Regions from separate parts of the Mus musculus genome. Here regions 1 and 3 are each linked to region 2. A link is a loop called in an ENCODE intact Hi-C map of the cell type or tissue named here. Cell type or tissue: left cerebral cortex. All regions are shown on one strand. Region 1 has its middle 5.6 kb from the start of Gm41566. Region 2 overlaps Hsf2bp (heat shock transcription factor 2 binding protein). Region 3 has its middle 6.8 kb from the start of Gm30509.

Region 1 (2,500 bases), 130 kb before region 2:
GTACCACCATGCCCTTCCCCAAGTCCATGCCAGCAGCAGCTCTGCCTTCAGGTATCAGGTGAGTGCTTTGCTGCCAGAAGGCCCTTGGTCAGCCTTTGTCCACCACAGAAACCTTGTCAGGCATTTAGTGATTCTACTGTGGGGGTCAGTACCCTAGCCCAACACAAGCATGTCCTCCTCCCCCCCCCCCCCCGTGTCCAGGAAACAACAGCCCAAGCCAAATAACCACACCCTGGTGAGGGGGGCGAGGGGGCGAGGGGGCGAGGGGGCATAACTCTATCTGTTGTGACCCCTACTACCACCTGCACCATGGAACTCTTCTGGAGAGTTCACTTTTCAACCACATGGCAGCAAGGTGATGGAGCTTGCCCTCCCAGCACCTGGGAAACCTCTATCCCACCACAAACACATGGACTCTGTGTGTGTGTGTGTGTGTGTGTGTGTGTGTGTGTGTGTGTGTGCGCGCGCGCGCGCACCCATATGTGTGCACGGATGTATATGTGCACCTAAGACACATCCTTACTCACATTTGAAACACTCCTAACAACACACTCAGTTGGCACATGTGCATTGCACACATTTGTGAGCTCACTAACACAACACAGCCTAGATAGAGGAACTGAGAGCCTGGAGGAGCTGAGGGCTGGAGCCTTGCTCCCTTTCCTTGCCTATCTAAACAGCTTTCTGAGGCAGTCTCCTTTGTCTCCTTGCAGTCTCAGGAGTCACAGTGGCCCAGCCTTGGGCTCTCAGATGGAGTCAAGGAAGCCAAAGAGAAAACAAGACTGGCTGTATACACTCCCGCTCTAGAGAATAAAACTCCAGAGAAGCAGAGATGCTGACACACCCCGAATGTCTTTAGGATTCCGCACACTGTCATTTGAAAAGAGCCAGGCAGGCTGTACACTATGAGATTGTAACCACAGGCCATCTGGAAAAGGCAGATCAGGCAGACAGTAAACTGTCAGTGGTTGTCTGGGATGCAGGGCAGGGGTGGGTGGTGAGGAGACATGAGTGGAGAGAGGAAGAAAGCTGAGCCAGGAGGAGCGGGGACTCTGCAGACACTGTCACCTGGGACACTCACAGCTCTACATTTCTCTAAATGCCTAGAATATCCAACTCATCCATGTGCCTGTGTCCCCTTCCAATACAAGACAGCATCATAGGGAGTCCCCATGGGGAGGGAGCTGGAGGGGTCATGTGAGTCTTTTTTGTACTTTTGTCAATTTTTCTGTAAAACTAAAACTGCTCTAAGAAAATATAGTCTTTCATTTTCCAATGAAACAAAAAGAAAATAGGAAGAGTGGGGGGGGAGGGGGGGGAGAAGGAGAGGGAGAAGGAGAGTGAGGAGGAGAGAGAAGAGGAGAGGAAGGAAGAGAAGAAAGAGGAGGAGGAGAAGGAGGAGGAGGAAGGAAGAGGAGATGGAGGAGGGAGGAGGAGAGGGAGGAAGAGAGGGAGGAGGGGGAAGAGAGAGGAGGAGAGGGAAGAGGAGAGGAAGGAAGAGAAGAAAGAGGAGGAGGAGAAGGAGGAGGAGAAAGGAAGAGGAGATGGAGGAGGGAGGAGGAGAGGGAGGAGGAGGGGGGGTTAGAAGAGGAGACTCAACATCAGGCCAAGGACAAGGACTTTTTCCCCTTTAAACAGCTCTGTGGGGTGTGGGCAGCTTTCGGAGTCCTGTCCTGTGTGCCCTGCAGATGTGGGACGCTTTCTCTCATCAGAGTCTGGATTAACAACAGCGCTCTGGGCTCTCAGGACGACCCTGAAACCTGACCATCTCTTGGCCTTATCCGGAGGCACCCCTGGGGCCTCCTCGCCTCCCTGACTCCAGGCTGTGCCTGGGGCAGCCTGCCAGCTGGGGCCTGTCTCCAGCTGCCTTGACAGATCACCACTTAGCCTGGAGGTGCCAGAACATGATTCACTAGCGCGCTGATGACTAAGGCTCCCCGGCCAGCCCTCCCATCATGCTGTGGCGCTGGCATTCTTAGTGGATGCCACCACAGGGGACTGCCAGCTGGCTAAGGCCAGGAGATCTATGGTTGAGGTGAGGCATCCACTACATCTGCCCACCAGAGCTCCTGCCCTAGGTGGCAAAGGCTGTGACCTGTCCATGGTGGTGACACTATGTCCTGCAGACATGTCGGGAGTCAGAGGTGCCTACAGCGTGAGTGAACAGTGATGAGCTGCTCCCCTTGATAACTGGGGTAACGGCCTCCATTGCACGCTCAAGCCTCGTCTTTCTTAGTAACTCATTTTTCTAGACAGACAGACAGACAGAAACACAAACACAACATGCACACATCCCTAAATCCATTTCTCTCATAATTCATTTCACTGGCTTCTCTCAGACAGCATTGAAAAGAATGGACTTTATAGGAAACAAGCAGTCAGGTCCCCCATGAGCCAAGTCAGTGGGGAGCTGGTGCTTTTCTAAGTATCGAGAGGAAGAAACTCAGGGGCATCTCAGGACATCGGCCACACTTCCTCCTGGACCACTGGAGGGAAGGAT
Region 2 (2,500 bases):
AAACTTCAACTGTGTTAGTTCACACAAAACCTAATCCAGGCTTAATAATAAACCATGTTCTGTTTGCTCAGTATTAAAATCCAAGCCAACTCTACCAGTTTCTAAACCTCTACTACAGTCACAAACATTCAGAATTCCTTAGCACGTAGGCAGTATGGCCCTGGACTGGATAGTTCAGAACTCTTGTACAACAGTAATACCTGCTGATTTACCTGCCTCTGCCTCCTGAGTGCTGAGATTAAAGGCGTGCGCCATCATGTTCAGTTGAAGCAGCCTTTTAAATATAAAAATTAAAAGGAGGCTGGTGAGATGCTCACTGGGTAAAGGTACACAACCTGTGGCCACAACCCAGAACCCACATGGAGAAAAAAAGAACCAACTTCCGAACAAAGTGAAGCATACACAAGCCTGCATAATATACACAAACATTCACACCAGACACTCTCTCATGCCCAAGGACTCTAAATGTGCAAAAACAATATGCTAAAAGGAAGTAAATGATCTACCTATTAAACGGTTATAAACTCTATGAACAGTTCGCCTACCTACAAACTTACTCAAAATGCACATCTTTGAAACTACAATCTCCTGAGGGTTAACAGAGAAAATAAGAGATCAGTTGCTGCTCAGAAGCAAAAGGCAGCAAACCGACAGTATCGGGACCCAGCCCCTGCAGGCACCTTGCCCAAGAGCCTACCTTCTTCTCCCTCCCACTGTCTGCCTGTGCAGTTTCTAGCCGGGCTTTGAAGTGTTCACGGTCCATTATCAGTTGCTCTAATTCTTGTTCTTTTCTTTCCAGGTCTAGAAGAGACAGAAAATTACTTAAGACATGTGGAACCACATACAACATTCTTATAGTCCTGTGCCTAAGCTCTCTTCCAGTTTCCAAGCCATACGAGTAATCTTTTTGTTGTTGTTAGACGGGTGGGGTGGGAATAGATGCTGGAGAGTGAACCCCATGCCATGCACACTAAGCACAATGTGGTACTGAACTGCCTCCAGTCCTGAGAGAAATTCTCCTGTTCTCTTACTTTGTGATTTTAAGATCTCATTTTCTGCCAGACGGGTACTCAAGACTTCAAGAAAATGAGTTATTTAAAGTACTGAAGGCAGAGCTGGGACGCTTGACTCTCTCATGGCACAAACGTGTGTCTGTGCCATAAAAAGCAGAAGGCATCTCATGAGTGGCTGGTGCCAGCAGGAGCTGACTCACAGAGCAAGTCCCACCAACTGGCAGACTGACTCAATAGAACAACTGCAGTAGTAAACGGAGGCGGGAAGCAACAGAGATCAAGACAAGAACATGCTACAGTGAGGGGGTAGTGACGACGTAACACTTCCTCTCCACCAGCATTTAGCTTATGAGTCAAATGGCCAACAAAAAACTCAAAAGACACCCACATCAATAAACCAACGAGAAGCATATTATCAACTTTAAATACTGTCATACTGCAGAAATACCACTGTTCAAAAAATGGGGTATTTAATTCAAAATTTTAATAGTCTGATCTCAAGGCTAAGAAATCAAACTCTTTTTTTGCCAATATATATGCAAGATTTGAGAATAAATACTAAGAGAGAGCAGCTGGCTAAAGCCTAATATGCTTAGGATCCCAGGGGACTTGGACCTGGCACATGGAGTTTATTAGGTGGGCCTCAGAACTTACATCTCTTCTCTGTAAGGTAACTCTTTCCTATTACCACTTTCATGGACATATCTACTACATTTGCCCCCTCCCCCCATCCTCCACTCTCATGCATCTCCCACTGCTGCTGACCACCTGACTGTCAAGAAGCCTCCTCTTACTCTCATGGCTTGTGGATGCTGTTAGGGTTGGGTATGACCTTCTCAGTTTAGCATCTGTTGTGTGAACAAGAAGCACAGGTGACTTACCAATGACTACAGCAGTGAGAAGAACCACTCCCCTTCCTCCAACAACCAGTAGCTGCCAACTGCTCCTCAGGGAGGGGTAAAGAGAAGGTACATTTCTTTTTTTAAGATTTCTAAAGATTAGCTAGAAAGATGGCTCAGTGGTTAAGAACACTGGCTGATCTTATAGAGTTTTGTTCCCAGAACCCACATGGCAGCTTACAACTGCCTGCAACTCTGACTCCCAATCCTGGCTCCTCAGTACCAAGTGTGAATACCGTGAACAAACATACAAGCAAGCACTCACACACACATAAAAGAAAAAAAAATCCTTTTTTTTTTAACTGTATAAATGTTTTGCCTGCATATATGTATCTGTACCATGTTCACACCTGGTGCCAATGGAAGCCAGGAGAGGGTGTCAGATCCCCTGGGACTGGAGTTATATACAGTTGTGGGTTACCAGTGCTGGGACCCAAATCCTAGCCCTCTCTGCAAGAGCAGCAAATACTCTTAACCACTGAGCCATCTCTCCAGCCCAAAGAAATTAAATTTCTAACAAGGTTCCTAGCAGAGGCTTTAATTAATCATACTTCAAAACCAACTACTTCAAATCAACAGCCTCAGCTC
Region 3 (2,500 bases), 150 kb before region 2:
ATGTAGGTTGATGGTGGCCCTGAAGATAGATATGCATTCTGTCTGTGGGTCCTAGTGGGCAAAGGGACCCTGGCCACTGGACATTATACCAGGGCTCAGCTCTCCCTGATGAGCTGCAGGCACCAGCTGGGCTCTAACAAGGGTTATCTTGGGCCTGTCTGCTGCCGGGACAGCACCAACTGTGTGTGTCCAACGTCCCATCAAATTAAACATAAGAAACATGCAGTTGGTAGTTTCTGCCAGCCAACAGAGTCTCTATTGTCTCTTCCTCCTCTCTGTATGGAAGAGCTCTCCTTAAAGTGCAAATGCTATTAAGGCCAGTGAGGGTGGCCCCACAGATGGGCAGGTAGTGAATGGGCTCACAGAGCTCCCAACAACAGACAGAAGAGGGACCCAGGCCAGCCAGCCATGTAAGAGCCCTGGGTTATGGCCCCAGAAAACTGGGTTATACCAGACTCTTTATTTGAAAGCCGTTCTCTGCACAATGGCTTTGGGGGGGGGGGGGAGGAATCAATTTAAGCCAGCATGTCCATAGAGGACTGCAGTGTAAGACCAGACCAGCCACGTTTTGTCAGGGGTAAAAAGCCAAGGCTAGAGTCCAGGTAAGCAAAAGGGCAGTCTGTCAGCTTAAGGGCATTCCGTGGGGCAGTCTGTCAGCTTGGCCCCCACAGCAGCTTCCTGGGCCAGAGGCTAGACACCCTTGGCTTCCCAAACCATTCTCTCTGTGGTCGCTTCTTCTGCAAGAGGGCCTGCACAAAGGGGCCTGGGGCAAGATGGGAGGAGGGTGTGTTGCATTCAGAAGCCTCTTTCTGAATATAGAGTCATGTGTGACCCCAGGGGATTTCTCTAGCTCATTTGGCTTCCTCCACTGAAATTTCCCAGTTGGGGGCCCATGTCCGCAAGGCCTACTGGATCCTGCAATCTGGCTGTTTCTTTGGCTGTGCTGGGCTCAGCCCTTCCAGTAAAGCTAGGACCAGGCTGATTCCCAGTGTCCTTTCTGATATGTACCCTGTTCCTGACTAGTGCAGGCAATGCTGCAGAGCCCTCATCTCCCTCCAGGCTCCTCTGCTCCTCCGAGCCTCTGGTGCTGCAGCACCCAACCCAAGGCAGCTGGTGTTTACTCGAGCCTCCTGCCCAGCCCCAGCCCCCAATCTCCACAGCTCTCTAAAGAGAACGCCTGCTGTCCTTTCTACTTCACAAGGGGGAGGAAATGGAGCTTCGGAGAGGACCAGGAATTCTTCTCAGCTGAAGTGGGCGTCGTGCGGATCCGCACCCACGCCATTGCACCTCCGTCCCAAACTTCCGTTTGGCCATCTGTCTTCCAGAAACCCTCTGACAGCACATCCGGCAGATGCCTTGGGGTGTTCCTCATAGACCTGTGTGGAAGTCAAAACATGGCTGGCACTCCCGAGAGAGGAACTTGAGGGAGATCCTCTAATCTGTCCCTGGGGAAGCTGTGTACCGGCTGCTGGTGTGTGCCTGGCATCCCCACCAGCTGGGGTAATCCAACCCTGCACCCCCTCCTGAATCCAACCATATCTGGTTTCTAGGCCCTGGAGACAGAGAAGTGGGGGGCTGGTGGCAGGGCCATCTTTCAGAGGGAGGCCAGGGGAACTAGAGAGACCCCCTAGCATCCAACATGCTGTTCTGGAAATGCTGATAAGAACGGGGGATCGCTCTCCATCACTCTTGCAGATGGTCTTTAGCTTGGGCGCGCGAAGCTCTTAGTGGGTTAGTCCTGAGACTCATTTCTCCCCATTCAAGATTCTCTGAGGACATTTTGAGGGTGAGAATGGGTCACACTGGCGCAAGGGCCACCTGAGCACCAGGCCAGATACCCGCACAAGAGATAAAGAATGCTTCTTCCAGTGAAAGCCTGATCCCCACCGCTGGCCACGCCCATTACGGGCTGTGTCAATCTTATCTTCCCTCCAATCACTATAGTCTCCCAGTCCTGGAGAGAAAGGGTTACATCTTATAACTTCTTTATCTTAAAATTCCTGGCCTGGTCCCTGCTGCCCCTGGAGAGACTGTCAGATTCAGGTTAAGTCAATCCCTAGAGGCATTTAAGCGTTTCCTTACAGGGTGTAGTTCAAATACTACTCAACCGCAGTCTATAGCACCCAAGTCGCCCAGGCCACCATCCCTTAAACTCTCACAACCCAGGACGGTTCTCACTTCCACATCAGCCTGTCCTCAGCTGCTTTCTTGACTGCCCTGGCCAGTTCCCTCACTGAGAAACCACACGAGACCCCCTCCCACCTTTCCCTTGCTCTCTCTGCTTCCTGGCTGGCTCCTGGCTATCCAGTGTGGCTTCCCTTGGGGACGTCTACTCTCAGACTCTAAAAAGGTATTTCATTGGAAACAACAAGCCCCTGATGTATTGGCTTCATCATCTCCTCCTCCTGACCATGACTAAGCTTTGTCTGACCTGTGGCGCCCGCGCGCGCGCACACACACACACACACACACACACACACGCACGCACACACACATGCAC

What was found. Peaks named below come from ENCODE experiments on the same cell type or tissue, not always from the same donor. Only the 100,000 strongest peaks of a DNase experiment are listed, where the experiment ranks them.
Region 1: a loop joins it to region 2, with 6 times the contacts of the local background. A loop is called at or near these places in 1 of 42 quality-filtered maps.
Region 3: it touches region 2 in a loop (11-fold over the local background); 12 of 42 quality-filtered maps call a loop at or near these places.

The regions. Positions count from the first base shown.
Region 1 is chr17:31,891,109-31,893,608 of GRCm38, forward strand. No RefSeq gene overlaps it. Among named protein-coding and RNA genes, the nearest start is that of Gm41566, 5.6 kb to the right of the region's middle. In left cerebral cortex, no CTCF peak of the experiment used is centred here; DNase peaks (open chromatin) are centred at 960 and 1,902.
Region 2 is chr17:32,022,069-32,024,568 of GRCm38, forward strand. It overlaps Hsf2bp (heat shock transcription factor 2 binding protein), which reads right to left. Exons shown (of 8, transcript NM_028902.1): 3 at 698-801. Among named protein-coding and RNA genes, the nearest start is that of Hsf2bp, 11 kb to the right of the region's middle. In left cerebral cortex, no CTCF peak of the experiment used is centred here; DNase peaks (open chromatin) are centred at 1,215, 1,698 and 1,942.
Region 3 is chr17:31,876,633-31,879,132 of GRCm38, forward strand. No RefSeq gene overlaps it. Among named protein-coding and RNA genes, the nearest start is that of Gm30509, 6.8 kb to the left of the region's middle. In left cerebral cortex, a CTCF peak has its summit at 1,077; a DNase peak (open chromatin) is centred at 1,201; H3K27ac peaks cover 299 bases.